Linked DNA regions of Homo sapiens: regions 1, 2, 3, 5, 6 and 7 are each linked to region 4. A link is a loop called in an ENCODE intact Hi-C map of the cell type or tissue named here. Cell type or tissue: Caco-2. All regions are shown on one strand.

Region 1 (4,000 bases), 99 kb before region 4:
TACAGACAGAATGAGGGAGACAGAGCTGATGGGAACAGTGAGGGAGCCGGAGGTGATGGAGCTGGACCCGATGGGGTGCATGGGGGTGGAGTGATGGACCCAAGGAGGACAAAGGAATGAATGTGGAGAAGATGGGGTGGCTGCAGACAGGGCAATGAAACTGAAGATGGTGGAGGTGAAGGGAATGGCCTGGTGGTGCTGCAGATGGAGGGAGGGCTGCAGGAGAGGTAGAAAAAGGTGGAGCGGGTGGGAGCATGGGGACAGGGCTGGAGCTGGTGCTCTGGAGGGATGAGGTAAATGATGGTGCTGGAGGTCATAGCCAGAGAGGGTGGGGCCAGTGGGTGACTTGCTGAGAGGTGACTGAGCTGGCAAGGCTGCAGGGGCTGGAAGAACACACTCAGCAGGTCTGACCTGCAGGCAGGCTCAGCCACTTCCCAGGAGCTTCCTTCGGACTAAAGGGCATGCCTACCTCTTCAGGGGGCGCCCAGGCCCTGGTAACTGCATCAAGCAAGAGACAGCCTGCTATTCCCTGGGCCCCAGGAGGAACCCCCTCAATTTAGACGATCCCAGATGAGTACCCCAGCTCATTGTATGGCCTCAGGCAAGGTCCACCTGTTTCTTGGCCTCAGTTTCCTCCTTTTCTTTCTTTCTTTTTTTTTTTTTTTTGAGATGGAGTTTTGCTCTTGTTGCCCAGGCTGGAGTGCAATGGTGCGATCTCGGCTCACTGCAACCTCCACCTCCTGGGTTCAAGTGATTCTCCCGCCTCAGCCTCTTGAGTAGCAGGGATTACAGGCACCCGCCACCACTCCTGGCTAATTTTTTGTATTTTTAGTAGAGATGGAGTTTCACTATGTTGGCCAAGCTGGCCTCAAACTCTTGATCTCAGGTGATCCACCTGTCTCCGACTCCCAAACTGCTGGGATTACAGTTGTGAGCCACTGCATCCAGCCAGTTTCCTCCTTTTCTAGTGGGGAGATAAACTGTGTGGTCTAGGCGTCCTAAATTGACCAGCACATGAGTTTAAGCTCAATGAGTCCACCACCCACTTTATAGATGAGCAAAGAGATCCTTGTTGCCAGACAGCCATCGTTGGCCATTACCTCCAGGGGCAGGATGGTACCTGGGCCACAGCGGCAGACACAATGTGGTCTTGTAGAAGTTGGAGATGTTGGCCGGGCATGGTGGCTCATGCCTGTAATCCCAGCACTTTGGGAGGCCAAGGTGGGTGCATCACCTGAGGTCAGGAGTTTGAGACCCCTGGCCAACATGGTGAAACCCTGTCTCTACTAAAAATATAAAATAATTAGCTGGGCTTGGTGGCAGGCGCCTGTAATCCCAGCTACTTGGGAGGCTGAGGCAGGAGAATCGCTTGAACCTGGGTGGCGGAGGTTGCAGTGAGCCGAGATCTCGCCATTGCACTCCAGCCTGGGTGACAAGAGCGAAACTCCGTCTCAAAAGAAAAAAAAGAACTTGGAGGCGTCCAGCTGGCTGCACTCACTCTTGCAGCCCAGAAGGTGGCGCTCTTGTTGAAGGCAGAGTGGAATCGTTTCTTCCAGGTGGAGGGGCCTCTTTGTTGGTGCCCTCCAAATGCTTGCCCTTGTGCACCATCCAGGCCTGGAGGATTGGGGATGGGGGCCTTGGGGGGGCATTTGGGGAGGAATAGCTAGGGCACTGGGCCGTGCAGAGGGATGAGAATCTGCCCTGCCCCTTGCCCTCTCTCTCCCTCCTTTTCCCTTTCCTTTCCCTCCCTCCCTCCCCACAACACATATTATTTGAGCTCCTACTAGGACCCCAGCTAGGGCTGGGGATTGAATGAGGAATAAGATAGACATGGTTCCTGCTCTCAAGCCTAATGGGAGAAGACAGCTGTAATCAGTTAAACAGAAATAACTATATTCCAAATTATGGTTTGTGATAAATAAAAGAAAAAATAAATAGAGTGATGGGATATAAAATCATGGCAGTGGTTTGCTATCTGCCGAGCCATAGAATGAAATCCCTACCTATTGTCATACACAAAGTGGACTCCAGATGATTTTAAAAACCACAGGTAAGAGAAAAAATGATAAAAAATTAATGGACAATAATGTAGGAGAAAATCTTTTAGGGTCAGAGAACATTTCTTAAAATGTAAAAGGAGTGAGACCCTGTCTCTACTAAAAAAAATAAAAAATAAAAATTAGCCAGGTGTGGTAGTACATGCCTGTAGTCCTAGCTACTTGGGAGAGTGAGGCAGGAGGATCACATGAGCCCAGGAGGTCGAGGCTGCAGTAAGCCGTGATCACACCACTTCACTCCAGCCTGGTGATCAGGGCTCACTGCAACCTCGACCTCCTGGGTTCGAGTGATCCTCCCACCTCATCCAAGTAGCTGGGACTACAGGCGCACCCCACCATGTCTGGCTAATAGTAAAATATTTTTTGTAGAGATGGGGGTGTCACTATGTTGCCCAGGTGGTTGGTCTCGAACTCTTGGGCTCAAGTGATCCTCCCACCTCGGCCTCCCAAAGCACTGGGATTACAGGTGTGAGTTACCGTGCCCAGCCTGGGAGGCTACTTTAAAGAGTGTGGTCAGAAAAGGCCTCTTTCAGGAGGTAACATTTGTGCTAAAACCTGGATGGAGCCTGATGAACAGCTGGGGAAAGGTGTTCCAGTAAAAGGAACAGCAAAGGCAAAGGGCCTGCAGTGAAAAAGAGATGGATAATTCAGGCAAGGCCAGTGTGGTCAAAGAGGAGGCCATCAGGAGATGTATTGCTACATTTCTCTCGTTCAGCACTGAGGGGGATTTAACTGATGAATTGCACTCAATCATGCACTGAGGGGGATTTAACTGATGAATTGCACTCAATCATTGTTCTCAGAGACTCCAGGTCTTGTTGGAAACATGGACACCAAAACAGAAAAGCCACAGTTCCTTGTGGGTGCCAGGAGTGAGACTTTTTGAGGCTTGATTTTATTGTCTGCAAATGTCTGTAGGTGTCAATACCACCTAACCTCGTGAGGTTGGGGTGGGTATAAGATGAGCTGGTGCATGTAAAATGCTTAGATAAGTGCCTGGCACACAGTGGTAATTTATTGTGACACTTATTGTATTAAGAATAACATGAAGATGACGTGGGCACAGGGCAGAGGGTGCTATCACCATGACTAGAGGTGTATTGGTTTTGTTCATGGCTGTGGTCTCCAAGCGACTAGAATGGTCCCTGGCACACAGGACACCCCCAGTATGTATTTGTTGAATGCACTGAGCTGGGCCTTGAAGGGTCAGTAGGAAGTTGAGAGATGGAGTGACATTTTTGGAAGAGGGAAGAGCTTGAGCAAAGTCCTGGAGGTATAGAAGGGCGTGGTGCACTCAGGGGTCAGTGAGCAGCCTGGTGTTGCCCTTGCTGGGTGTGTGTGTCTGAGGGTACAGTCAACTCTCGTTATTTGAGGGAGTTTAGTTATGTTCTATAAAGTTCCCATAAACACTAAATTAGGGACTAAGGAACCATTGCTCCTAGGGGAAATACAGGGCTAGGTCCCTGCCAGCTTCTGGTCATACCATTTTCATCAACCAACCAACACATAACCTTGTTTTCTGTGTGTTTCTGTTTGAGGAACTTTATTTAATATGATGTTGATTTATTAACACTGAACTCGCAACCAACAGCTCTAAACCTCATGCCTGAACGAAGCTTATCTAACTTGTATTTTCCCCAGAAGGCATATGACAGCTTTCTTGCACTCAGGAACACTAGACCACACTTCAGCTTTATGCTTGGGGGCCATTTTCAATCACCAACAAAAAAGCACAAAAACATAAAAAATGTGGCACTAAACAGACTGTAAAAAGGACACGTGTTTACATATGAGAGCTGAAATAAGAAGGCAGAGAATTGCCTTGTTTGACCTGAGCTTCGAATGTTCCTGGGTGGTTGGGGGGCAACTTACCTTTTTTGCCATTCTGCGCACATCCATGAATGGCCATGAAACTGATACAAGTGTTGCTTTGGGGATTACAA
Region 2 (4,000 bases), 130 kb before region 4:
AATTCATACAAGACTGGAGTAAGAGAGACCCTCAAAGACTGCCTAGGTTGAACATATCTTCTCTAGGCTTCTGGGGTCCGAAGTTCCCCTTACTCCATGGGCTTGGGTCTAGCCAAGGGCAGGGTTGAGATGGCAGGCAGAAAGGCTAAAGGTGTCAGGCAAAAGGCTGTGTATTTCCTAGGACATCCAGTATTTTCCTGTTCTTCTTAATATAATTATTGGTAAGATATGAAAAGATGACTAATAACCAGATTGGAGGATCATTGATAATATTTTCATAACCATAATATAGCACATGTGTGATGCCATCAGTTATACTTACCTGAATGCTAATGAGGTCATTAATGATATATTGTAAGCCACAATAAGAACATTTACCATATCACTTTGATAATTATGTATCAATTATATCACAACAGATTTTATGAATCAAGAGCTACATAACTCCCTAGTTGTATCCACATGATGATTAACCATATCAACAATCCTATTAATAGTTATTAATGATGTATTAGTGTGTTGGTAGTCAAGATAATGACCACAGCCATGAACATCCCTTAATTTTGTACCAGGTGAATTTGGCTGTATTACACCATGCATTTGGGGTGGGGTTGGATTAGCTCTGCAGATTGCATTGAGACTTGCCTGATGCCACAGGCTGTGGCCGCTGAGGGCTTCACCTCTGTGTTCTCACCTTCTAGTTCTGAGAAGCTGCTGGCCAAGAAGCCCCCAAGCGAGGCATCAGAGCTCACCTTTGAAGGGGTGCCCATGACCCACAGCCCCACGGATCCCAGGCCAGCCAAGGCAGAAGAAGGAAAGAACATCCTGGCAGAGAGCCAGAAGGAAGTGGGAGAGAAAACCCCAGGCCAGGCTGGCCAGGCTAAGATGCAAGGGGACACCTCGAGGGGGATTGAGTTCCAGGCTGTTCCCTCAGAGAAATCCGAGGTGGGGCAGGCCCTCTGTCTCACAGCCAGGGAGGAGGACTGCTTCCAGATTTTGGGTAGGCCAGGGGCAGGTGGGGGCTGGGGCTGCCCTGGGGCCAGGGGGAGGGAAGGGGGCTGTCAGTCCCAAGTCTACCTATTCGGAGGTCTGAACTGCCCTGAGCCAAGCCTTACCCAGGCCCATTCATCTAAGGGTCACACAACTCCAGAAAGTATTCCTTTTTTAACGTATGTTTATTCATTTGTTTATTTGTTTTAAAAGATAGGGTCTTGCTACGTTGCCCAGGCTGGCTTCAAACTCCCAGCCTCAAGTGATCCTCCCACCTTGGCCTCCCGAGTAGCTGGGACTACAGGCGTGTACAACCATACCTGGCTTTCTTCAATCTTATTTTTTAAGATGTATTTTTATTTTTAAATTTAGTATTCCCTTTTGATAGATGGGGAAAGGAAGGCTCAGAAAAAGGAAAATGAAGTGCCCAAACATATCCAGTGAAGACAGGATTTGAACCTGTCAGGCCACCCAGACTCCAGAACCCACTTTTGAGTTTTTTCTACTTTGACTAAAATGAAGTTAAAAAAAAGAAAAATCAGGCAGATTATTGGAGCAACACAAACTCCCTGGGCAATGGAATTTGGAGTCAATCTGTAGAAGGGCTCAAATGCCAGGCTTAGTAGCTAAACTGTATAGTGGGGTGGGGTCGTGGGAGCTATAGAGGGCTCATGCGCTGAGGAGCACAGGTGCCTGTGTGTGGGAGCAGTGACCAAGGAAGCTGGGCATGTGCAATGGGGCAGGACTGTGGAGTGGCCTTCATTGATGATTAGACAAGCAGCCCGTGGCTTGTTCATGGGCTGCAGAGAGCACTGAGTGTGAGTGAGCTTGGCCAGCAGGTGAATAGGGAAAGGGCCTGGGCAGGGGTGCGGCAGGGCTGGGGGTGGGGTGAGATGGGGTCAGGAGAACCCAGAGTGTCCTGACACCCCCCTGCCTCCAGGCTGAAGTGCCCTGGGAGACCCGCCAGCCTGCCTGGTGAGCGGCACCGTGCCACCCAGACAGGGTGGGAGGACCTGGCGGCTGGGCGGCAGCCAGGAGCCCTGCCTCCGCCCCTAGCAGCCGCAGAGACCTCCGCCCCGCCCCGAAATCGCATCCTAGAGTGACAGGATCTGAACCACCTCCAAAGGCCGTTTGATTTATCACCAGCCCGGCTTCCCTGCCGCCTCTTGCTATTTATAAAGAGGTTTCCATTCCTGATGACCGCCTGCCGGCCTGCCAGCCTTCAGGGCGAGCGGTTCCCCACACTTGCCGCTAGGTGGCGCCCTCTCCCCACCAAACAGCACGGTCCCCGGTCCCGCCCCGCCATGGGTGGTCTGGCCAGATTGCGGTGTTATTAGGATGGAGGGTGGGCAGGTCCCACCACCTACCCCATTATTCAGACATAGCAACCCCACTGCCTGGCATTCCGCTTTATAGCTGCTGTGTTTGATTGTTTTTGGTGGAAATGCAGATAGCTTGGGATGGAGTCCTTGTGTCTTATAATGCAGAGGGTCCAAAAAGTCCAAGCTCCCATCCCGTTTGTTCTGCCAGGAGAAGCTGGTCCTCCCTGATAGGAGTGTTGTGTTGGTGGCAGAACTGATATTGGAAACTGGGCCCCATAGCCCCTATCCTGGAGCCAGGTGTCCCCCAGGTATCACTTGGTGAACTTAACTTCCCTAGATGGGGCCCAGGCCAGCAGGAGGGGTGGTGCCAAGGGGAATCCTCAGCAGCCCCTGGCACTGACCATGAGGGCTGTGCTCTGTCCCCCAGATGATTGCCCGCCACCTCCGGCCCCCTTCCCTCACCGCATGGTGGAGCTGAGGACCGGGAATGTCAGCAGTGAATTCAGTATGAACTCCAAGGAGGCGCTCGGAGGGTGAGATCTGGGACCCCAGCTGGGCACTCATGGACAGAGAGTACACCGGGCTCCTGTGGCTTCACATTTCCCCTGTGCAAGGCCCAGACACACACCCCGCTGAGACATGGCCACATGGACATGTTCACCTCTGTGTGGGACACACACTGTGTGCAGCTGTCACATGCTGATGTGCACTCAGTGTTGCTGTCACTTACTCAGACGCACCGTCAGCCATTCAGTGCTTCCGTAGGAAATACACAGCATTTTTCTGTCTGTCTCAGCTCCAGGCACCACACTGACCCCCTCATGGTGATTCCTGCTTTGTAAAAAGCCCTGACTCAGTCTTATACCTCTGCAGATCCTCCCTCTGCCTGAAGGTGCCCTCCCCCAGGGCCCAGGGCCTGCCTGCCCTAAACCTCTAAGGGTCGCATCCCAGGGCCATCCTCCCTACACGCCTGCTCTTCCTGTGCACGTGGTCTGTGTGGTTCAAAGAACCTGCTTCAGCCATTGTCCTGGCAGAACAGCTCACAGCTTCAGGAGGGAGTCAGGGCTGGCTGGGGTGAGTGCTCCCATCTCACCAAAGGGGATCCAGAGGCACCACTGGGTCTGGGACCAAGTTAGGATCAGAGCAAAGGATGCCACTGACCCCGGTGGGCTCTGGGGTCCCCTCACTTACAGCCTCTTCTCTTTCCAGTGGCAAGTTTGGGGCAGTCTGTACCTGCATGGAGAAAGCCACAGGCCTCAAGCTGGCAGCCAAGGTCATCAAGAAACAGACTCCCAAAGACAAGGTAGTGAGGTTGCGGGGGTGGTGGCTGCCCAGGATGGGGAGGGGATCCTTGGAGTGGGCACCTCTCGCCTCCCTCCACCAGCGCTGCTGAACCTGGGGCCTGGTATGGGAGTTTGTTGCAGTGAAAATACTACACAGATAGAGAGATGGATGGACAGCCCTGCAGCAGGGGCCTGAGGACCCTACCCATAACCAGATACTTCAGTTAGTGAACTTATCTGGGGACTTCCCTTTTAGGCATGGGATATTCATGCCCTCTGGTTCAATTCAACAAACACTGATGAGTGTGGGCTCTGGGCCAGGCCCTGTGCTGGGCACTGGGGGTCTGGGAGTGAAGTGGGTGTGGTCTCCACCCTCAGGGAGCTGAAGCCAAGGTAAACAAGCCT
Region 3 (4,000 bases), 67 kb after region 4:
TGAGGCAGGACAATCGCTTGAACCTGGGAGGCAGAGGCTGCGGTGAGCCGAGCTCACACTGCTGCACTCCAGCCCGGGCGACAGTGCGAGACTCCAGCCCCCCCACGCCCGCCAAAAATTGTTGTTTTCAAGTTCAAATTTAACTGGCATCCTATATTTTATCTGGCAACCCTATATGGAGGGAAAAACTAACAAATAAATCTGCTTAAAAATTGAGGGCTGAAATTTGATAAAGAATAAAAAGAAGAGAAAATGTTTGATTGGTGGATTCACCTAGAGGAATAGAACTAAAAATAATTTTTTAAAAGTTGGCCAGGCATGGTGGCTCACACCTGTAATCCCAGCACTTTGGGAGGCTGAGGCAGGCTGATTACTTGAGGTCAGGAGTTTGAGGGCAGCCTGGCCAACATGGTGAAACCCCGTCTCTACTAAAAATACAAAAATTAGCTGGACGTGGTGGCACGTGCCTGTAATCCCAGCTACTCAGGAGGCTGAGGCAGGAGAATCGCTTGAACCCGGGAGGCAGAGCTTGCAGTGAGCTGATATCTTGCCATTGAACCCCAGCCTGAGTGACACTGAGACTATCTCAAAAAAAAGTTAACTATTATATTGAGTAACATTTAAGTGCTAACATTAGGATATAAGAGTAAAGGAAAAATTTGTTGATTTAGTGCATCATTTTTCCTGACAAAATGGTATACTAATTTGATCCAACATTCTTCCCTTTCCATTTGACTTCTGCAACAAGACCATAAGGAAGGCAAGTGATTTGCAATTCCTTTGACAATGATGCTTGGGGTAGAGAGAGCCACTCAGGCCAGAGGAAATTTACAGGTGGTCAGTTCTTTCAAGCTGTTATAATAACTTTTGCTTCCCTATGGAATCTTATAGCTAGATGACTATGTGTTAAGGCAATATAAGCCAGCAGTTGAGAGTGTGGGCTCTGGCATGTGGATCCCAGTTTGATCCTCTCTAGCTATCTAATCCTGGGCAAGTTCTTTAGTTAGCCACACCCTGCCTTGGTTTTTCTCATCCTTAAAGCAAGGGTGAATGAGTGAATATATAGAGAGCGCTCAGAACTTTGCCTAGCTTCTATTAAGGGCTCAGTAAAAGTTATTATCAGGTATATTAATTCATGTATTTCTATCTCAATCTATCCGCACTGCATCAATGAGAAGGCCAGGGTTCTTCAAGGTTTCAGGGTGACATCTCTGTGTCCTTCTCTCACCCCGATTTCCATCCAGTTCCTGGGCCACCTTACCTGGGTGACTTCCTCACTGAACCCCTCCAGTCGGGACGAGCTCCTGCAGCTGCTAGACACCGCCAGGGTGAGACTCTGGGGAGGGAGGAGGGCAGGATCTCGCTCCCTTCTCCCTCTTCTACCTGCGGACCTCGGGAACTCGAGATCTGCCCCTCCCTGCAGCAGCTGAAGGAGCTGCCGCTGAAGACCACGGCGGAGCAGGACAGCATCCTGAGCCTGTCTGCCCGCTGCCTGCTGCTCACCTGGCGCGACAATGAAGAGCTCATTCTGCGAATCCCTACGCACGAGATCGCCGCCGCCTCCTACCTGCAGGACGACGCGCTGCACCTGCTAGTGCTCAAGACCGGTGCGGCGGGAGGGGGCGGGGGCGGGGGAGGGGCGGGGGCGGGGGCGGGGGAGGGGCGGGGGCGGGGGCGGGGCAGGGGCAGGGGCAGGGGCCGGAGGTGTGCGGATGGAGAAGGAGAGGGACCTGCGGCGGGGGCAGAGGAGATGGAAAAGGTCTGACCATACTACCCTGAGACTAGGGGCAGGCCGAAGAGGCTCTGGGAAAGCAGACAGGGCCTGAGGTTGAGGATGAAGGTGGGTGGCCTGAGCCACTACACTGAGGCCAGGTGGTGGAGCACTAAGAGGGTGGAGAAGCCCAAGACCTAGGCCAGGGCTGGATCCGCAGTTACCACCCGGCTCTGAGGCTAGAGTGGACCCTTGGGCTGGGGGCGGGGCCTGATTCCAGGGGCGGGGCTGAGGAGAGGCGGGAAGTCAGAATCCAAGGGGGCGGTCCCTGAAACCCGGGACTGGGTCCCCAGTTAAGGCTCCCTTGGGAGGGGACAGCCTGACCACCACCCTCTGTTCAGAGGGCAGGTCTGAGGCCAGGGGCGCAGGCGTCGTGGGGAGCGTGGAAGCCACCTGGCCAGACCACCGAGAGGCCAGGGGTGGAGACTGAGGCCGGGGGCGGGCCCGAAAGTGTGGAAGCGGAGTGGGCGGGGAACCGCCGCGCTACTTTAAAGCCGGGGGCGAGGCGGCGGTGGAACCCCAGAGCCGCGAGGTCAGGTGGCCAGCCGGCCTCGGCGGGGCGGGGGGGTCTCTGAGTCCCGATCCCCGCGGCTGACGGTCCCCCGGACTCTCCTAGGTCTGGGTGTGGACCCGGTGCCGGCCGGCGTGGATGCCAGCCCAGGCGGCGCAGGACGCGACCCCGGCCCGCCAGGCGGGGCGCCCGAGAAGCGGCGGGTGGGCACCGCGGAGCGGCGCCACACCATCTGCAGCCTGGACTGGCGGATGGGGTGGGGTGGGGGCGCCGCGGAGGCCCGGGCCGGGGGAGGCGGCGGCGGCAGCTTGGAGCGCCAGCGCGCCGGGGCGCGGGCGTCGGGCAGCTGGGAGCGACGGCAGACGTTCAGCGGCAGCTGGGAGCGGCGGCACGGAGGCGGCGGCGGCGGCGGCGGCGCGGGAAAGCCGGGCGGTAGCTGGGAGCGGAGGCAGGCGGGCAGCGGCGGGGGAGGCAGCTGGGAGCGGCGCCACCCCGGCCCCAACCCGCTCGACCCGCAGGACCCCAGCCCCGACGCCTACTGCAACCTGGTCATCCTGGCTGTAGCCAACAGGGTGAGCCCGAGGGCAGCCTGCTCCCAAAGCCCGGCTTCGGGAACGCTGCTTCCCCGCCCCCACCTTGCCCCCGCCCCACCCACCAGGTTCCTAGGATCTGCCCCTGCCTTCTCCCTGCACCTGCCCCACCTAATGGCTCCTAAACTCCGGACCTGGACACCTCCAGGGCATCTCCCCTTGACTCCCTCAATGGGATGAACTCTCAAAATGGCCAAAACAAACTAGATCTAACCTCCAGCCCGTTCCTTCTCCAACGTTGTCAGTGTTGGCCCCACCACAGTAACATTCACGAGGACACTAATCACCAGCGTGAATCTAGGGCCAGCTCATGCCAGACACAGGGCTGCATCAACTCATTTAATTCTCACAGCAACCTCTGGAGGCAAATATTACAACTACTGTATTCCCATTCTATAGAAAAGGAAACCGAGATCCATAGGTGAAGTAACATAGGCAAGGTCACACAGGAAGCACGTGGTGGTTTTAAGATTCAAATCCAGTAAGTTCAGAGCCAGTACTCTTGGTAACTAAGATGGCCACCCAAGAGAGAAGCCTTCCTGCCATTCTTCCTTCCCCCTCCGTCTTCCCCTCTGCCTCCCCCATCCTCTTCATTCACCCTTGCTTTTATTCACCCGACCATGTTTCTTGAGTGCCAGCTCTGGGCTAGGCAATGGGCTAGGTGCTATGGATACAGACGTGAAAAAGACATCTGGTGTCCACCCTTAGGGAGCTCACAGGCGAGCAGACACCTTCAAGTTCTGAGCATTCTAAGCTTTTCCTCTGATCTTGGACCACCAGATCCCTCCGTATAAAAACAGTGGTGAATGAAACAGACATAGTTCCTGTCTAGATGGTGAGGCAGATAATAACCAGTAAACTCAGACACCACAGCTGTCTCTCTCCCCTTGAAACACTTCCTCACTTGGCTTCCAGCTCTCCACCTTTTCCAGGCTTTTCTCCTACCAAGCTGGTTCCTCCTCTTCTTCAGAAGTTGGAGTGCCCCAGACTTTGTCCTTGATCTTCTTCTCTCCTCCATCTATCCTTCATCTACCCATTTCTAGGTGATCTGCATCTGAAGATCTAACGACTGTTTCAAACCCAACACATCCAAAACTGAGCTCCAACCTCCTCCCCCAAAACCTGCCA
Region 4 (4,000 bases):
CGGCACTCTCTCAGTGTCTGCCATCGTTGATAAGCCAGGAGCTAACGACCTGTCACTGAAGTGAGCAGGCAAAATCCTGAACCACAGTCTGTGCCAGAACTGCAAAATTTGCTCCCCCATCTCCCCGGACTGTTTCAATTTCCCACAAGGCTGAGTTATACAGCTGTGACCTCCTGCCTGATCTCTATCAGGAACAAGGTAAAGGCCTTAAAGGAAAACGGAACAGGCCTCCAGGGCTGCACTGAGAAAATTTCAACTTACCAGAGAGGCTGAGATCCTTCTGCAGGGCCCTCAGGCCCTCTCGATTCTGATTCCTTTTAGTGTCCAGGTCCACAATCTGAAAACCACAGGGACAGGAGGGAACTCAGCTATCTCTTGCCCCAAGCTGTCACCTCTTGACAGACAAGGGTTGCAGAGGCAATGCATTATTCCTGATTACATTCAACGTCCTGCCTAAAATGGATTGATGTGTGAATGTATTTCTTCTCTCACTCAGCTTCCTGGTCTTAAAGACAATGCTTTGTGCAGCTGCCCTCTCCCCAGAAAAGATGCTGAGAAAACATGTGCTGACTAAATGGGAAATTCTGCATTATCCACTCGAACTTTAGGGCATATCAGAATCACCAGGGGAGTGGAAACCCTTCCCCTACACACTGTGATTAAGCAGGCCTAATGTTTATTTTTGGACAAACTTCTCCAGCTGATTCTGAACTAGTAATATGAGAAACCCAACAATACTAGATTGGAACAGCAGGATTGGGGGCACTGAGACAGTGGTAACAACACAATAGCTACTAAGGAAGTGACGCAGTAGTACAGTATACTGCACGAGTGCTGGTTCTGGATTTGGAATACCCAGGTTCGAATCCTGCTATCTGCCTCAAGCTGTGTAATTTCACCTTCCTATTTACTCCTCCTCAAAATGGAGCTACGGACAGTACCTACCTTACAGGTTATTGAGCCAGCAATTAAATGACTTAACACAGTACCTGGCACATAGTAAGTAGCTGATAAACTTTAACTGCTCTTATTCTCATCCAGCACACCCTGATCCAGTACTTAATTTGACAGGATCTTGCCCAAGTTTTCCCCTTCTCAGTAAATACCTGACCCTTCTAACTGGAGATGAGAGGGAGTCACGACTCCCCCGGCTCCACTACCACGGCCTACTGAGTCTGTCTCCAAAATACATTTCTGACCCCTTCACTTCTCTCCACCACCACTACCTAGTCCAAATCCATCTCTGGTCTGGACCATACCAATGGCCCCTCACCCATCTCCCTGCCTCCGCCCTTGCCCACCTATATTCTGTATTCCACACAGCAGCCAGGGGGGATCCTTTTAAAACCTAAATCCAATTACGTCACCCTCCTTCCCCCAGGAACTCCCCTCAAAAACTTGGCACTTAAAACAAGACACCCCATAAACAGGGCGCCACCTTCCCCCACGTCCCCACCCCTGCCCGGTCACAAGGCCCCCTCAGGCTTCTTTTCGGTTCCAGCTCTCCCCTGAGGGCCTTTACAGGGCGGTGCCCCTAGATCAACCATGGGGCCGGGAAGTGCATTTTGAAACAGGTGCTCAGGGAAACGGCCCAGAGCATGATGGGTCGAGATCCACAGAGCATGGCAAGGGGCAGAGAAAGGATGAAGAGAGAGGAATGTCCAGCATAGCGCAGGCGCTCACTTAGTAGCGGCCGAATATTTATCGGCCCAGGTCTGTCGCCTCGGAGCCGTTAACCGCCTGTCCAGGTCAACTCACTGCGACCCCGCGCGCTTTCCCACGGCGCCGGCCGCCAGGCCCCAGCGCCGCGGAGGGGCCTCTCACCTGCCGCTTGTCCGCCAGCACCTCCTCGGCGAGCTCCTCCACTTCTACAAGGTACCGCAGCACTCGCTCTGCCTCGGGTGATAGCATAGCGCCCACCAACTCCGCTTGCGGCTCTCGCGCGACCCCGGGATCTCCGCTTCGACTCCCGCTGCGCACGCGCCGCTCTCTAGGTGCTTCCGGCGCGCCTGCGCAGTTAAAAGAACGGTGGTGCGCAGGCTCTAACACTAGTGCGCCAGCCGGCTGCGAGAGGCGGGGCCTAGCTTTGGGGGCGGGGCTGGAGCGCCCTCTGCAGGCTCAGAGAGCTCAGTCCTCGGGCTGCCTCTGACCCGTTACTCCCTCGGTTCATGCTTCTTGAGCACTTATTATGTGCCAAGCAGTTTTATGTGCTTAGGATGCAGCAGTGAACACAACAAAATCCCTGCCCTCATGGAACTTCATCCTAGTGGGAAACACCGACAATTAATGGCAAAACAATTATATACCGTGGCAGGTAGTGATTAGGATCTGGGAAATATTATTCTTCCCCTGGCTAAGAAACACCAAGAAGGCCCATGTGGCAGTGTGACTTATGTTTAATCTCTGACACTTTCAGTTTCTAATTTATAAAAAGGGGGTGAATAAAAATCCGCCTCAGTGTCTCTCCACAGGATCGGAAGGAAGCAGGAATCAGCTGGGCGCAGTGGCTCATGCCTGTAATCCCAGTACTTTGGAAGGCCAAAGCGGGGGGATCACTTGAGCCCAGGAGTTCGAGACCAGCTTGGGCAACACAGTAAAACCTCCGTTTCTACTAAAAATACAAAAAAAAAAAATTAGCTGGGTGAGGGGGGGCGCGCCCGTTGGTCCCAGCTACTCAGGAGGCTGAGGCGGGAGGAGCACCTGCATCTGGGGAGTCGAGGCTGCCCTGAGCTATGATGGCACCACTGCACTCCAGCCCGGGTGACAAAACGAGACTCTGTCTCAAAAAACAAAGGAAGCAGTAATCACTTTTAATTCCGTTTAACCAGAGTTCACTTGAGCCCCTGTGTTGGGCCCAATGTCCAGAGTAGCTGGCCTATACATAAGGAAGGGACTTGAAAACTATGGGCAGTAAGCAATGAAGTGCTAGCTCAGAAAAGCAGGTGGGTGTGGGTGGTAGGATTGGGAGGACTTCCCAGAGAAGGCAGGCAGGTGGAAAATGGTTACCATCAGAACCAGAGGGTTCCCACGAGGTCTTCACGCCCAAACTCCTCATTGGATAGCTGGAAAAAACAAACCTCAGAGAGAGGCAAGGCTTTGAAAAGAAGGTGAGGGGTGAGCCATGTGGATGCCTAGGAGAAGAGTGTTCCAGGCAGAGGGAACAGCCAGCGTATGTGGAACAGAATGGGCGGGGGGGAAGCAGGCAGGAGGTCAGAGGGAAGGAGGCATTGAGCCCACATGGCTGTAAAAGGCGCTGGGAAAGGACTTTGAAAGTCTAAAGAGCAGAACCGATATTATCACTCTGATGTCTCGCCTCCCTGATTCCAGCGTTTTATTCTCTCCTTTTGACCTCTTGTAACCAAGCCCCTTCACACCCCTTGCCTTACTTGAGTGTCAAAGCAACCTTTGTATGGATGGGATTATTACTGCCCCATTTCACAGCTGCAGACTGAGGCCAGGAGAAAGGCAGTGCCTCATCACACAGCAAGCCAGGAGTGCCTGGTGTCCATGCCATTTCCGGACCCTGAAAAAACCCTCCCCAAAAATTGTGGCCCCAGAAGCCCCAGCAGCACCTCTATGTTGCCTAGCCATTGGCTGCCTTCAACTACCAGAGGCAGAGCTAATTTTTCCTTCAGCCACCTGGTGTGGGGAAGGAGGGAGATTCATTAAGGATTCCTCACTGAGGGTGAATTTGTCGCCAAACCCAGGATGTTTTGTATAAACACCTTCTGGTTCAGAAATGCAGGCACAGGCCCTGAGAAGGAAAGGGGGATGTTTGCCAAAGCAGAAATGGGGCTCACCAGGCATCCCTCGGCCTGGACCCCAGCACTGCGTCTCCTCCACCTTGGGACCCACAGAGGGCTGGACCAGGTTGACCCTTGACCCCTACCACATGGGCCTGGATGGGGAGAGGCTGAGGGAGGCTCCCACATTAGCAGCTTCTTGGCGGTAACTGGCCTTTAGAGGCCACCCCTGGCCACTGGAAATGTTGGGGAGGGGA
Region 5 (4,000 bases), 140 kb after region 4:
TAAAGGTCTTTTAGACAAAAGAAACAGCCTGTGCAAAAGTAGGTGAAGGAGTTCAGCCTACTCAGCAGGAGCCCAGGGATAGTGGGAGTTGAGTGAGACCCTGCCTGGGCCTCAGCTGGGCCTGCTGGAGATGCCAAGGGCAGGGCTCATTTGAGTATGCAAATTCAGGGGCCCAGAGGACACCACAAAGTGTAACAAAAGACTCTACTTTCAGAGCCTGGAATGCCAGAGGCATATGGAAATGTGTTTTCACTCCTATGGGCCAGGTCCTCTGGGAGACAATAGACTGGTCTGTTGCTAAATTATCATCTTCAAACTAGCAGAAGCCCTGCTGGGCAGCAGTCACCGACCAGGGCAAGAGCCACTCTGCCCGTTTCACAGAGGGGAAAACAAACCAAGGGAGGAAAAGAGGTTCTGGGCCTTCATCTGTCCAGAAGCAGAGGTAGATTCAGAGCCCAGGGACAGAAAGGAGCCCACCTGGGGCTTTGGTCTTCACCTCCAGACTCAGAGAGGCAGCTTGGAGCAGCAGGTGGAGAACTGGACCACACATGTGGGGTTTCTGTAGTCACAGCTTTGTGGGTGACATGAAATGTTATTCAGTAGCTGCATATATACAAACAGGTCAAAACAGAGCTGCTCTGACTGAAGCAGGGTGGGGGGCTTATCTGTGGCCTTTCTTTTGTCTCCCCCACCCCCATATAACCTTGAGGCATCCATAGGATTCAGTTGGAAGAGCTCTACAGGTCCTTCCAGCTCTGATGCTGTGACTCCCTGATACTCTTTGGAAGCAAACCCAAGGGTGCCCAACCTCATGGCACCCTATCTGGGGGTCATGAAATCTCACCGCCTTTATCAACCCGCAGTGCTTACACCTGGGCCCAATAAACCTACTCGTTATTCATTCAGTCAGCAGACCCTGGAGAAGCAACACTATTAGCATCTGGGCTTAGGAGTCACACAGAGTTTTGTTTTGATCTCAGCTCTGCCTGTGTAGCCTCAAGCAAGTTGCTTAACCTCTCTGAGTGCCACTTTCCCCCACTGGGAGCACTGGGAGCCACTCTTTAAATAAATACTTAACTATGTGCCAAACACTCTACTAAGCCCTTGATGTAGGCTTAGGGGATTCATCTTCACATGACCCCTTGGAACCAGGTGCTATTACAGAGAAGAAAAGTGAGGTACAGAGAGATGACACAACTTGCTTGACATCACAGAGCTGCAGCGCTCAAGCTGAGTTGGTCCAGCTCCAGAGCCATTTAGCTATTACCCTCTGCTGTCTCCTAAGTGGGGTGTCATCCCTGCCCCATCGAGCTCCTGTGAAAATCAGTAGCATATGAGCATCTGCCAGTGAGCATCAAACAGTGGTAACTACCAGCATTAGTCCTTGCTCCAGAAGAAAAGCAAGGCAAAAAAGCTGGGCCAAGTAACAGGTAAGTGCGTGGACCCCAAGCAGCGCTTTTGGAGCTCCAGCCCTGGCTCCGCAACTTGCAAGCTGTGTAAGCTGGGGCCACTTACCTATTTCTCTGGGCTTCAGTTTTCTTATCTGTGGAAATGGGGCTGATAACAAAAGTGCCTCCTCCAAAGCACATGGTAAATGTCACATAAGTGTTTAAGTATCATCTTATAAATAAGCTATGATGCCTTCCATTAGCATCATAACTTTTGTTAACTGTTCATCTAAGGACTCATAAATTTCCCACACTCCCAGGGCCAAGATGCTGTCTCACTCCACCCTGGCAACCTCATCCCCATTTCGTCCCCACCCCCCACTATTCTAAACAAAATCAGAGTCTCTTCCAAGTTTTTACTGAAAAATTTGGGTCTCTGGGTCTCCCTTGGGCATGACAGCTCAGGCCTGTAATCCCAGCACTTTGGGAAGCTGAAGCAGGAGGATCCTTTAAGCCCAGCCTGGGCCACATAGTGGGACCTCTTCTCTATTAAAAAAAAAAAAAATTCTTTTTAAATTTAATCTGGCATAGTGGCATGCACCTATAGTACCAGCTGCTTGGGAAGCTGAGGTGGGAAGACTGCTTGAGCCCAGGAGGCACAGGTTGCAGTAAGCTGTGATCCCACCACTGTACTCCGTGACAGAGCAAGGCCCTGTCTCAAAAGAAAAAAAAAAAGAAGAAAGAAAAGAAAAAAGCAAAGCATGGGTCTCCATTCTAACTGCCTCGGGTGCCCCCTGCTGTCCACCCCTTGCAAGTGCGCCACCCACTTGCCTCAGACCTTGAGAAGCCGGCCGGTGGTGCTTTGATTGTTCTGTCTAGTCAGACGCCCTCACTTCCAGAATAATTTCATCAGACTGCACCCAGCTGCAGTCTGCCGGAGCACTGGAGTGCTGGGTTATTTAGAGGCAGCAGGATGCACTGGATTGGGAGTCCTCAGACTGGTTTGAGCCTGACATTCAGAATTTTCCTGGTGGTGTGATCTGGAACAAGTGGTTCCATGTCTGTAAAACAGAGATTATGATCATTCCTGCCTCAAAGAGCTCAAGCCCAGTTTGTAAACCAAAAGTGCTGCTTTCTGGGCATCTGAGGGTTCATCTTCAACCGCTTTTGTCCAAACCCTTGTAAGTAAAAATGTCTGCAAGATATAATCCCTGTGTTTTCATCAGAGGCTTCTAGGGCTCCTGGTGTGAATAAGAATCCTCCACGCAGTCTGTTAGTCACTCAGCAGCCATGGTGATCTTTAAATGTACATCAGAACATGTCACGCTCCTGCTCGAAGGCCTCTAATATCTCCCCAACACGCTCAGAATAAAATCCACCCTCCTCTCCTGACCTACAAGGCAGTTCATGATTGGCGGCCTCCCTCTCAACTTCAACTCTCCCCACTCTCTCTGTGGCATCTTCTGCTGGCCACACTGACCTCTGTGCTGTTCCATGAACACCCAAGCTCTTACCTACCTCCACGCCTTTGCATCTCATGTTCTCTCTGCCTAGAATATTCTTATGCGACACACTTATTATTATCATCATTCAGATCTTTGCTAAAATCTCACCCCCTCAAAGCAGGTTTCCCTGAACGCCCAATCCAAAAAAGCTCTCTACAGGTCATATTTTGTTACTTTGTTTTATCTTTTTTTTCTTTTTGAGACAGAGTCTTGCTCTGTCGCCCAGGCTGGAGGACAGTGGCACGATCTCGGCTCACTGCAGCCTCTGCCTCCTGGGTCCAAGCAATTCTCGTGCCTCAACCTCCTGAGCAGATGGGATTACAGGCGTGCACCACCATGCTCATCTTCTTTTTGTATTTTTAGTAGAGACGGGGTTTCGCCATGTTGGCCAGGCTGGTCTCGAACTCCTGGCCTCAAGTGATCCGCCCACCTCGGCCTCCCAAAGTGCTGGGATTACAAGTGTAAGCCACCATGCCCGGCCTGTTTTATCTTTTCTTTATGGTACTTACCACCTGCAGGGGCTTTGCCGGGCTCATCACCTGTTCAAGCAACATGTCTGGCACCCACAAGACACTCAGTGGATTTCTGTTGAGTAAATAAGTGAATTTTCCCTACCCAGGCTGGGGCATGAGGAAGATATGAGAGGTATAGCAGAATATGACATGAACCTGGGTTGTCCCCAGAAAGAGAGTTGAAGGTGAAAGCTCTTCATAGTATCCTAGGGTTCGTGTGTGTGTGTGTGTGTGTGTGTGTGTGTGTGCATGTGCACGTGTGTGTGTATGTGTGTTCCTGGAAGAATAGGTCCTGGAGAAATAGTCCCATTGCTTTTTCCCTGAGAACATTTCAAAGTGCTCTCTGGAAGTCTTGGAATTCTAGAGAATCCCCCAAACTGGCCCAGGCCTCCTTAGGGATCCCCCTAACCTGAATGGGTTGATGGAGGAATGCCACCCTGAGCCCTGGGGCCCTCCCGACACAAAAGGGAGGGCTGGTGCAGACATTTCGCATTTTCTTCACTTGAACACCTCTCTGCTGCTTTTGGGTGGGGCCATCTTGGCGTAGGCCAGGTCTGAGGACAAAGGTGTCTCTGTTTGGGGTGCAGATTGCAGA
Region 6 (4,000 bases), 73 kb before region 4:
ACACCCAGCTAATTTTTGTATTCTTAGTAGAGACGGGGTTTCACCATGGTGGCCAGGTCTCAATCTGTTGACCTCGTGATCTGCCTGCCTTGGCCTCCCGAAGTGCTGAGATTACAGGCGTGAGCCACCGCGCCCGGCCTGGCAGTTTAAATTTTGAGGTAGTCAGATTTAAACTGATCATCTTTTTCCTTTATGAATAGTGCTTTATTATTATTGTTTATCTAAGAAGTCCTTTCCCACCCCAAGATAATAAATATAACATGTATATGTCTTAAATATTTGTTATATTTATTTAATCCATTTAATTAGGCATCTATTTTTCAACCCTATGGAAAGTAAATTCTCAGTGCCATTTACTGAGTCCTCTATTTTTTCCCCAGTGATTTATAATGCCACCTCTATTATACATCAAGTATACACACACACTCTCTCCTGTGTCTGTTTTGAAGCTCTACTCCTCATTGGCTTGGTAGGCAGAGAAGTGTCTCCTTGCCCCAACATATACACATTGTTCTTTTGATTTTGACAAGATTTCTCAAAAATCCTGATTGGATTGGGGAAAATACACATCTTTCTGATATTGAGCCTTCCCATCCATGAACATGGTATATCATTGCATTTATTTGATGTCCTTTAATAATATTTTATAATTTTCTCTATGAGAATATAAACTCTATTAGGGAAAATGCTTTGTCAGTTTTCCTTTCTGCTGTATTTTTAGAGTCAAGAACAGAGCAGGACACAGAGTAGAAGCATAAGAATTTGTGGTTTAATGTCTTTCATATACTTTATTAGATCTGTTTCTACATATCTTATATTTCTGTTGCTATATATTTTTATTGTAGTTTCCAATCAGCTATGGTTGGTATATAGAAATTCAATATACAGTGAGTCATTTTTGGATTGATTTAAAAAACAAAAAACCCTTTTATTTGTTCTAATACTCTGTAGATTATCTTGGATTTTTAAATGCAGACAGTTCTGATGGACATCTATTTCAGAAGGGAAGAATGGATATTGTGTAGGCAACTAGCAGCATCTTCCACACTACTACTGTATGAAGCTAGAAGAGGCAGGTACTCTAGTCCTAGCAGCTAAAGCTGTTTGTGGACTTTAAATCTGAAGCAAATAGTACAACAAAGCAGGTGTCTGTTGAGTATTCATTTGGCCAATTCCAGTACTAGTAGTGGTATCTATTGAGCAGAGGTGCTAGTACCAGCAACAGCATCCAGTACTATTTGCAGCAGTCTTGCCAGTAGTGGTGTGGGATGTCCAGTAATAATCAGAAATGGCACCCCAATCAAAGTTTCTGCAAACTCTGATTTTGACCATAATTTTGATCAGATAGACTCCCTGAATTCCTTCCCCATTTTTTAATTCTGATTTCCAACAACTCTGTGACTCATTCAATATCCTACCAATGAATTCCATTTCTATTTCAGTTAATCAAAGATAGTTTTTTGTAACCAAGGACTCTGAACAATTAAACTCTCATGCTATCTGCAAATGATAACTTTGTCTCTTTCTTATATATATCTCATATATATTATCTATAGATCTAATAAGATCTATGCATTCAAATAATGAAATGCGTAGATCTTAAGTTTTCAGTTTAGTCAATTTTGACAAATGCATATACTCATGTAACCCACATCTTTATTAAGAGATGGAAATCCCCATCACTCCAGAAAGTTCCTTCATGTCCTTCCCAGTCAACCCCTCAGTACTTTTAAAACTTCAATGAGCTGGCCGGGTGCAGTGGCTCACGCCTGTAATCCCAGCACTTTTGGAGGTCGAGGCAGGTGGATCATGAGGTCAGGAGTTCGAGACCAGCCTGGCCAACATGGTGAAACCCTGTCTTTACTAAAAATACAAAAATTACTCAGGCATGGTGGCATGCACCTGTAATCCCAGCTACTCGGGAGGCTGAAGCAGGAGGATCACTTGAGCCCAGGAGGCAGAGGCTGCAGTGAGCCCAGATCGCGCCAATGCACTCCAACCTGGGCGACACAGCGAGACTCCGTCTCAAACAAACAAACAAAAAAACTACAATGAGCTATCACTGTAATCACTAAAAGGAAAAAGATGGACAACATCTAATGTTGGTGAGGCTATAGCCCTTAAGATTAGAAAGCGGCTGGGATAGCAGAGGCGACTGGCCGCGTTACCGACTGACCAACTGACCAGGTGACTTAGTGAGTAACTTCGTTAAGTAAGGAAACTCAGTACCATTACATTTACCGAAAGCTGACAACTTTTCAGATGCAGCGCTCCCAGTTTAAGGAAAGTGCAGTTGGAGGCGGCGTGGGGCAGAGGGAGCCAGCCTCTGAACGAACTGCCCCAGGGTCGCGGAGAGGCGAGGCTGGAAAAGAAAGGTTGAGGAAGTCGGGGGACCTAGGCTGCCAGGACGCCCAATAGCCTCCAGAGGTTCTGGTGGACCAGAGCCTGCGCACTCCGCCGAGAGCATGCCCTTGGCTCATCCAATCAGAGCGGCGGATCCAGGCGCCTGTCTGTCGCCTTGGCAACGGGACGCATAAGCACGCGAGGCGCGCGGTGGCGGTTTGGATCTGGCCCCTGGGGAATCGCGTTATGTCGCGACCGAAGGTAGGAGTCGACCTGACCCAGATGCTTTTATCGTCCCTAGAAAAAGGGAGGAAAGCAGCAGAGGGATTCAAAATCGGTTGGGGATGGGTGTTCCTCGCGGAATGGGTAGGGGTGGGGCGGGGGGGCGGGGTGGGTTGTTCTCGCGGAGGAATTCCGAAAACAGGAAGAAAAAAAGCCGAGGAACTCAGAGGAAAGACTACAAGTCCCGGCATGCACCGCGCCGCCCAAGCTGCTGCGCAAGTCCCGCGAGCCCGGCCAGCTGGCGGGAAGTTTACACAACAGTGGGACTCTAAGCTCCGTGACCCCAGGGGAAGTTGAACCTCAGAATTTCAGATTTCCTGACTTGGCGAAACCCGCCTGCCCGTCCATCCGTCCATCCATCCATCCATCCATCCGTTTATTCATCCATTCAAAACAACGCTAATTAGTGTCTTTTCCAAGCCAAGCTCAGTGCCGGCCAAGGGACACAGGTGAATCAGACAAACCTCTGCCCTCCAAGAGGGCACAGACCAACTCTCCCATTTTAAGAATGGGAAAAATGAAAGTCCAAGAGGGAAAATGAATTACAGTAAAATTCAGCTCTCCGCACCCCAACCGACTTTTTTTTTTTTTTTGAGACGGAGTCTCACTGTGTCGCCAGGTTGGAGTGCAGTGGCGCTATCTCAGCTCACTGCAGCCTCTGCCTCCCGGGTTCAAGCGATTCTCCTGCCTCAGCCTCCTGAGTAGCTGGGACTACAGGCGCTCGCCACCACGCCCAGCTAATTTTTGTATTTTTAGTAGAGACAGGGTTTCACTATGTTGGCCAGGTCTCGATCTCTTGACCTCGTGATCTGCCCGCCTCGGCCTCCCAAAGTGCTAGGATTACAGGCGTGAGCCACTGCGCCCAGCCTCCATCTTACTTCTTAATCCCAGCTCTCATTCATGAATGGCACCTTCATTTCTCTTCTTTCTTTCCTTTTTTTTTTTTTTTTTTTTGAGACAAGGTCTTACTTGGTTGCTCAGGAGGGAGTGCAGTGGTGTTATCTTGGCTCAGTCGACTTCCTGGACTCAAGCGATTTTCCTCCCTCTGCTTCCCAAGTAGCTGGGATTACCTGTGTGTGCCACCATGCTCAGCTAATTCTTTTTTAGTTTGTGTAGAGACAGAGGAGTCTCTATGTTATGTTGCTATGTTGCCCAGCCTTGTCTGGAACTCTTGGCCTCAAACCCATCTCCCGCCTTGGCCTCTCAAAGTGCTGGGATTACAGGCATGAACCACTGCACCTGGTCAACCTCTTATTTCTTTTAATTCCCTCTCACAACAAAAAATGAGTTTATCTGCTTTCAGAGTGCCTTGAACTTTGCCTTTTTACTACAATTCATTATTCATGTGACTATTTGTTTAACATCTGTCTTCCCT
Region 7 (4,000 bases), 80 kb after region 4:
GAATAGCCCATGGGAAGGTTTTCAGAGGAGAGCTGGACCAAACATGCCCTTAGGGAAGGCTCTGGGCCTTTCAGGCAGGGGTTGGGTGGCGCTGCTTCCTGGGATTGATCTCGAATGGTGTCCCCCACATAGTTGCGGAGTAAGCTGGGGCCCCTCGAGATCCAGCAGTTTGCGATGCTGCTGCGGGAGTACCGGCTGGGGCTGCCCATCCAGGACTATTGCACAGGCCTGCTGAAGCTCTACGGAGACCGGCGCAAGTTCCTCCTCCTTGGTGAGCCCCCGCTGTACCCCCAGAGGTCAGCTAGGGCCCCTGCTTGGTCCATGCCATCCCAGTCAGGCACCAGGCTGCAAATGTTTTCTCCTTATCTTTCAGCCTCTGATGAAACCCAGATCATGAGATTCACAGGGCAGATGAGGAGCCCAAAGTGCAGAGTAGGGAAAGGACTTGTCAGAGCTGGGAGACACTGTTGATAAGAAGAACTAAGCAGTGGTGTGGCCATTTCATCCTCACAGCAAAGCTGCGAGAGGGACTGATTCTTCCCATCTTACCCCACACGGAAGCTGAGGCTCAGAAAGGCTAAGGAACATGTCCAAGGTCACACAGCTAGTAAGGAGGGCTAATAATAACAGGAGGAATAATACGAATAAGCTGACATGTGCTTGGCAGTTACCCTGTGCCAAGCATCATCTCATTAAATGCCCCCAGTTCTGAGAAGTAGATACTATTAATGGTCCCCATTTTGCAGGTGAGGAAACTGAGACTCAGAGTTACAAAGTAAAGGACTGAGGTCACATAGCTAGTAAGTAGGAATGGAAATAAAACAAACTGTTTACAGAGTGCTCAGTATGTGCTGAGTACCTTGTTATTTAATCCTCACATCCCTACCCAGAGAACAGGTGCAATTATCTGTTTTACAGGTGAGGAAAATGAGGTTCAACATAATTAATCAATGGGAATATAATGATGGTACTAATAATAACAAAAATAGGCCTGGCGAGGTGGCTCACACCTGTAATCCCAGCACTTTGGGAGGCTGAAGCTGGCGGATCACCTGAGGTCAGGAGTTCAAGACCAGCCTGGCCAACATGAAACCCTGTCTCTACTAAAAATACAAAAATTAGCAGGGCGTGGTGGTGTGCGCCTGTAATCCCAGCTACTTGGGAGGCTGAGGCATGAGAATCTCTTGAACCCGGGAGGCAGAGGCTATAATAATAATAATAAAAGTACAGTAATCTAGTATGTAGTGAGCATTCACTGTGTGCTGAGCGCTGTGTCGTTATTCGCTGGCTCAGACAGTTAAGGACCTTGGGCAAGGCCACACAGCCAGTGAGTGACAGCAGGGATTTGCACCCAGATCTGCAGAGAGGACGCTTCCCCTGTGGAAGGGAAAGGGAACGTGTCCTGGGGACTCACCATGCCCCTCGGCTCGCAGGGATGCGGCCCTTCATCCCGGACCAGGACATCGGCTACTTCGAGGGCTTCCTGGAGGGCGTGGGCATCCGCGAGGGCGGCATCCTCACTGACAGCTTCGGCCGCATCAAGCGCAGCATGAGCTCCACGTCGGCCTCCGCAGTGCGCAGCTACGATGGCGCGGCGCAGCGGCCCGAGGCACAGGCCTTCCACCGGCTGCTGGCTGACATCACGCACGACATCGAGGCGCTGGCCCCCGATGACGACGACGACGACGAGGATGAGCCCCGGGGCTCCAGGGGCGGGAGCGACGCCGCAGAAGACAACTACCTGTAGCCACCGCCCCTGCGGACGGCGTGGCTCAGCAGCCCACCTCTGAGTCTCAGCTTTGCTTCGGGGACCCTATCCCCAGGGCCCCCCCATCACACCTGGCGGGGCCGGGGGGTCTTCACTCCAGGGTCTCGCTCCCTGCCCTTGGGGCCCGGGGCCATGCAGTACCTGGAGTGTCCTGCAGGGGGAAAGCGAAGCCGGGCCCTGAAGTCCGGGGCAGTCACCCGGGGCTCCTGGGCCGCTCTGCCGGGCTGGGGCTGAGCAGCGATCCTGCTTTGTCCCAGAAGTCCAGAGGGATCAGCCCCAGAACACACCCTCCTCCCCGGGACGCCGCAGCTTTCTGGAGGCTGAGGAAGGCATGAAGAGTGGGCTCCACCTGCTGGCCGACTGAGAAAAGAATTTCCAGAACTCGGTCCTATTTTACAGATTGAGAAACTATGGTTCAAGAAGAGAGGACGGGGCTTGAGGGAATCTCCTGATTCTCCTTATATGACCTCAAACTGACCATACTAAACAGTGTAGAAGGTCTTTTTAAGGCTCTAAATGTCAGGGTCTCCCATCCCCTGATGCCTGACTTGTACAGTCAGTGTGGAGTAGACGGTTTCCTCCACCCAGGGTTGACTCAGGGGGATGATCTGGGTCCCATTCTGGTCTTAAGACCCCAAACAAGGGTTTTTTCAGCTCCAGGATCTGGAGCCTCTATCTGGTTAGTGTCGTAACCTCTGTGTGCCTCCCGTTACCCCATCTGTCCAGTGAGCTCAGCCCCCATCCACCTAACAGGGTGGCCACAGGGATTACTGAGGGTTAAGACCTTAGAACTGGGTCTAGCACCCGATAAGAGCTCAATAAATGTTGTTCCTTTCCACATCAAACATTTTATGACTCAGTTTACCTTTCTTGCCTTGTAATAAGCAAAAGATGTCTGGGTGCATCCTACCCCAACTGAAGTGGTGGTGAGCTATTCAGAAGATCCTCAGGGGAGTTCACTGTTTGGGAAGAAGAAACAGTACTTGTTCCCTTGCAGCCTTGTTACAGCCTAGCTCTGTGCTCAAGTCACAAACAAGAAATAGCCAAGACTCCACAGGCAGCTATCTGGGAGTCTGGGGTAGTCAAAGAAATGGGAAGGAAAGGTTGGAGAGGTAGAGAAGTCAGGATAAGGACAGCATTCAGCACAGCCTGAGTAAAGGCTGGAAAGCTAAAAGGGATGAGGCCTGAGAGGAGGCCAGAGACTCACATAGGAGATCCAAAATGTGTTTGTAAAACCTTGCAAAGGCTTCCATGGCCAGACACATTGTACACACCATAAAATAGGCACTGTTAGCAATTTTCAAAAAAATGTTATTAGGACTCCAGGTCCAAAGAGTTCCATAATTCATACTTGGTTTGTGGTAAATGATCATCCCATCATCACTGGTCCATGTAGGGCCCTTCTGATGTTTTATTTTACCCTCTCCTGATCCACATGTTCCCCACACTCCTTTTCCCTCTTTACTATGAGCGCCTAACCCTATGTGCTGATATATGTCCCTGGACCTAAACTACACAGTGCTTTGTGTGTGTGTTTGTATAAATGATATTACATAAGAATTTCACTCTATTCCTTCTCTCACTCTGTAATGTTTTTCTATTTAAAAAGAAAACTAAGAAAATTTTTAGAGACAGGTTTTTGCTCTGTCACCCAGGCTGGACTGCAATGGTGCAGTGACAGCTCACTGCAAGAACTCCTGGGCTTAAGTGATCCTCCTGCCTCGCCCTCCCAAAGTGCTGGGATTAAAGGCATGAACCACCAAGCCCAGCCACCCTATAATGTTTTAAATACCTACATATGTGCTGTTGAAAAATCTCACTGTTGCATCCAACTGCTGCAAAATATTTCGAGTTGAGCATCCGCTGTTTTCTTTATCCATCTCCCCAGAGATGAACACCCAGGTTGCTTCCAACTCCCTCTTACCACAAACAACACTGTGATTGATGAACATTTTTGTACATGAAACTTATGGGCCTATGTGAGCATTTCTTTGGGCTCTAAATCCAAGAGTGGAATTACTAGATCACAGGGCAGGTTTTGAATTTCATTAACTTCTTCCAGAATGGCTTTCACCAACGGTGAGTGAAGGATGCTGTTTCCCGACATCTTCATCAGATTTTTCATCATCTGATTTTGTAACTTTGCATTCAGTGTGGGTGTAAGGTGGCAAGTTGTTTTAATTTGCATTTCTCTGTTAATCCTGAAATTTATAACTTCCTTCTATACTAGTC

The links. Hi-C counts contacts between places; a loop is a spot of excess contacts. Peaks named below come from ENCODE experiments on the same cell type or tissue, not always from the same donor. Only the 100,000 strongest peaks of a DNase experiment are listed, where the experiment ranks them.
Region 1: a loop joins it to region 4, with 15 times the contacts of the local background. A loop is called at or near these places in 100 of 110 quality-filtered maps.
Region 2: a loop joins it to region 4, with 12 times the contacts of the local background. A loop is called at or near these places in 46 of 110 quality-filtered maps.
Region 3: a loop joins it to region 4, with 2.5 times the contacts of the local background. A loop is called at or near these places in 15 of 110 quality-filtered maps.
Region 5: a loop joins it to region 4, with 4 times the contacts of the local background. A loop is called at or near these places in 20 of 110 quality-filtered maps.
Region 6: a loop joins it to region 4, with 8 times the contacts of the local background. A loop is called at or near these places in 22 of 110 quality-filtered maps.
Region 7: a loop joins it to region 4, with 6 times the contacts of the local background. A loop is called at or near these places in 37 of 110 quality-filtered maps.

Annotation. Positions count from the first base shown.
Region 1 is chr20:31,851,359-31,855,358 of GRCh38, forward strand. It overlaps a transcript of DUSP15 not described here. Among named protein-coding and RNA genes, the nearest start is that of FOXS1, 7.8 kb to the left of the region's middle. In Caco-2, a CTCF peak has its summit at 1,511 (motif pointing right); a DNase peak (open chromatin) is centred at 1,523.
Region 2 is chr20:31,820,738-31,824,737 of GRCh38, forward strand. It overlaps MYLK2 (myosin light chain kinase 2), which reads left to right. Exons shown (of 13, transcript NM_033118.4): 4 at 702-1,000; 5 at 2,740-2,845; 6 at 3,522-3,615. Among named protein-coding and RNA genes, the nearest start is that of MYLK2, 3.4 kb to the left of the region's middle. RefSeq lists enhancers at 1,974-2,033, 2,501-3,028, 3,029-3,555, 3,756-4,000 and a silencer at 2,334-2,383. In Caco-2, a CTCF peak has its summit at 2,248 (motif pointing right); DNase peaks (open chromatin) are centred at 1,784, 2,184, 2,894, 3,311 and 1 weaker place.
Region 3 is chr20:32,016,556-32,020,555 of GRCh38, forward strand. It overlaps CCM2L (CCM2 like scaffold protein), which reads left to right. Exons shown (of 10, transcript NM_001365692.1): 3 at 1,245-1,328; 4 at 1,424-1,607; 5 at 2,388-2,854. Among named protein-coding and RNA genes, the nearest start is that of CCM2L, 8.1 kb to the left of the region's middle. RefSeq lists a silencer at 2,205-2,334. In Caco-2, CTCF peaks have their summits at 1,536 and 2,840; DNase peaks (open chromatin) are centred at 1,546, 1,976 and 2,856; H3K4me3 peaks cover 1,896 bases; H3K27me3 peaks cover 885 bases.
Region 4 is chr20:31,950,051-31,954,050 of GRCh38, forward strand. PDRG1 (p53 and DNA damage regulated 1) reads right to left here and starts at 1,996. Exons shown (of 5, transcript NM_030815.3): 1 at 1,825-1,996; 2 at 262-337. The coding sequence starts at 1,911. In Caco-2, a CTCF peak has its summit at 2,120 (motif pointing left); a DNase peak (open chromatin) is centred at 2,021; H3K4me3 peaks cover 1,546 bases.
Region 5 is chr20:32,089,871-32,093,870 of GRCh38, forward strand. HCK (HCK proto-oncogene, Src family tyrosine kinase) reads left to right here. Exons shown (of 13, transcript NM_002110.5): 11 at 3,993-4,000. Among named protein-coding and RNA genes, the nearest start is that of TM9SF4, 18 kb to the right of the region's middle. RefSeq lists an enhancer at 1,153-1,948. In Caco-2, a CTCF peak has its summit at 2,194 (motif pointing left); a DNase peak (open chromatin) is centred at 2,211; H3K27me3 peaks cover 352 bases.
Region 6 is chr20:31,877,294-31,881,293 of GRCh38, forward strand. The region is part of intron 2 of TTLL9 (tubulin tyrosine ligase like 9); the gene reads left to right. Among named protein-coding and RNA genes, the nearest start is that of TTLL9, 8.7 kb to the left of the region's middle. RefSeq lists an enhancer at 2,025-2,524 and silencers at 2,690-2,749, 2,760-2,869. In Caco-2, no CTCF peak of the experiment used is centred here; DNase peaks (open chromatin) are centred at 2,478 and 2,838; H3K4me3 peaks cover 1,651 bases.
Region 7 is chr20:32,029,568-32,033,567 of GRCh38, forward strand. It overlaps CCM2L (CCM2 like scaffold protein), which reads left to right. Exons shown (of 10, transcript NM_001365692.1): 9 at 133-271; 10 at 1,434-2,613. The coding sequence ends at 1,747. Among named protein-coding and RNA genes, the nearest start is that of HCK, 21 kb to the right of the region's middle. RefSeq lists an enhancer at 1,644-2,171 and a silencer at 1,833-1,882. In Caco-2, CTCF peaks have their summits at 1,955 (motif pointing right) and 2,168 (motif pointing left); DNase peaks (open chromatin) are centred at 1,615 and 2,054; H3K4me3 peaks cover 568 bases; H3K27me3 peaks cover 186 bases.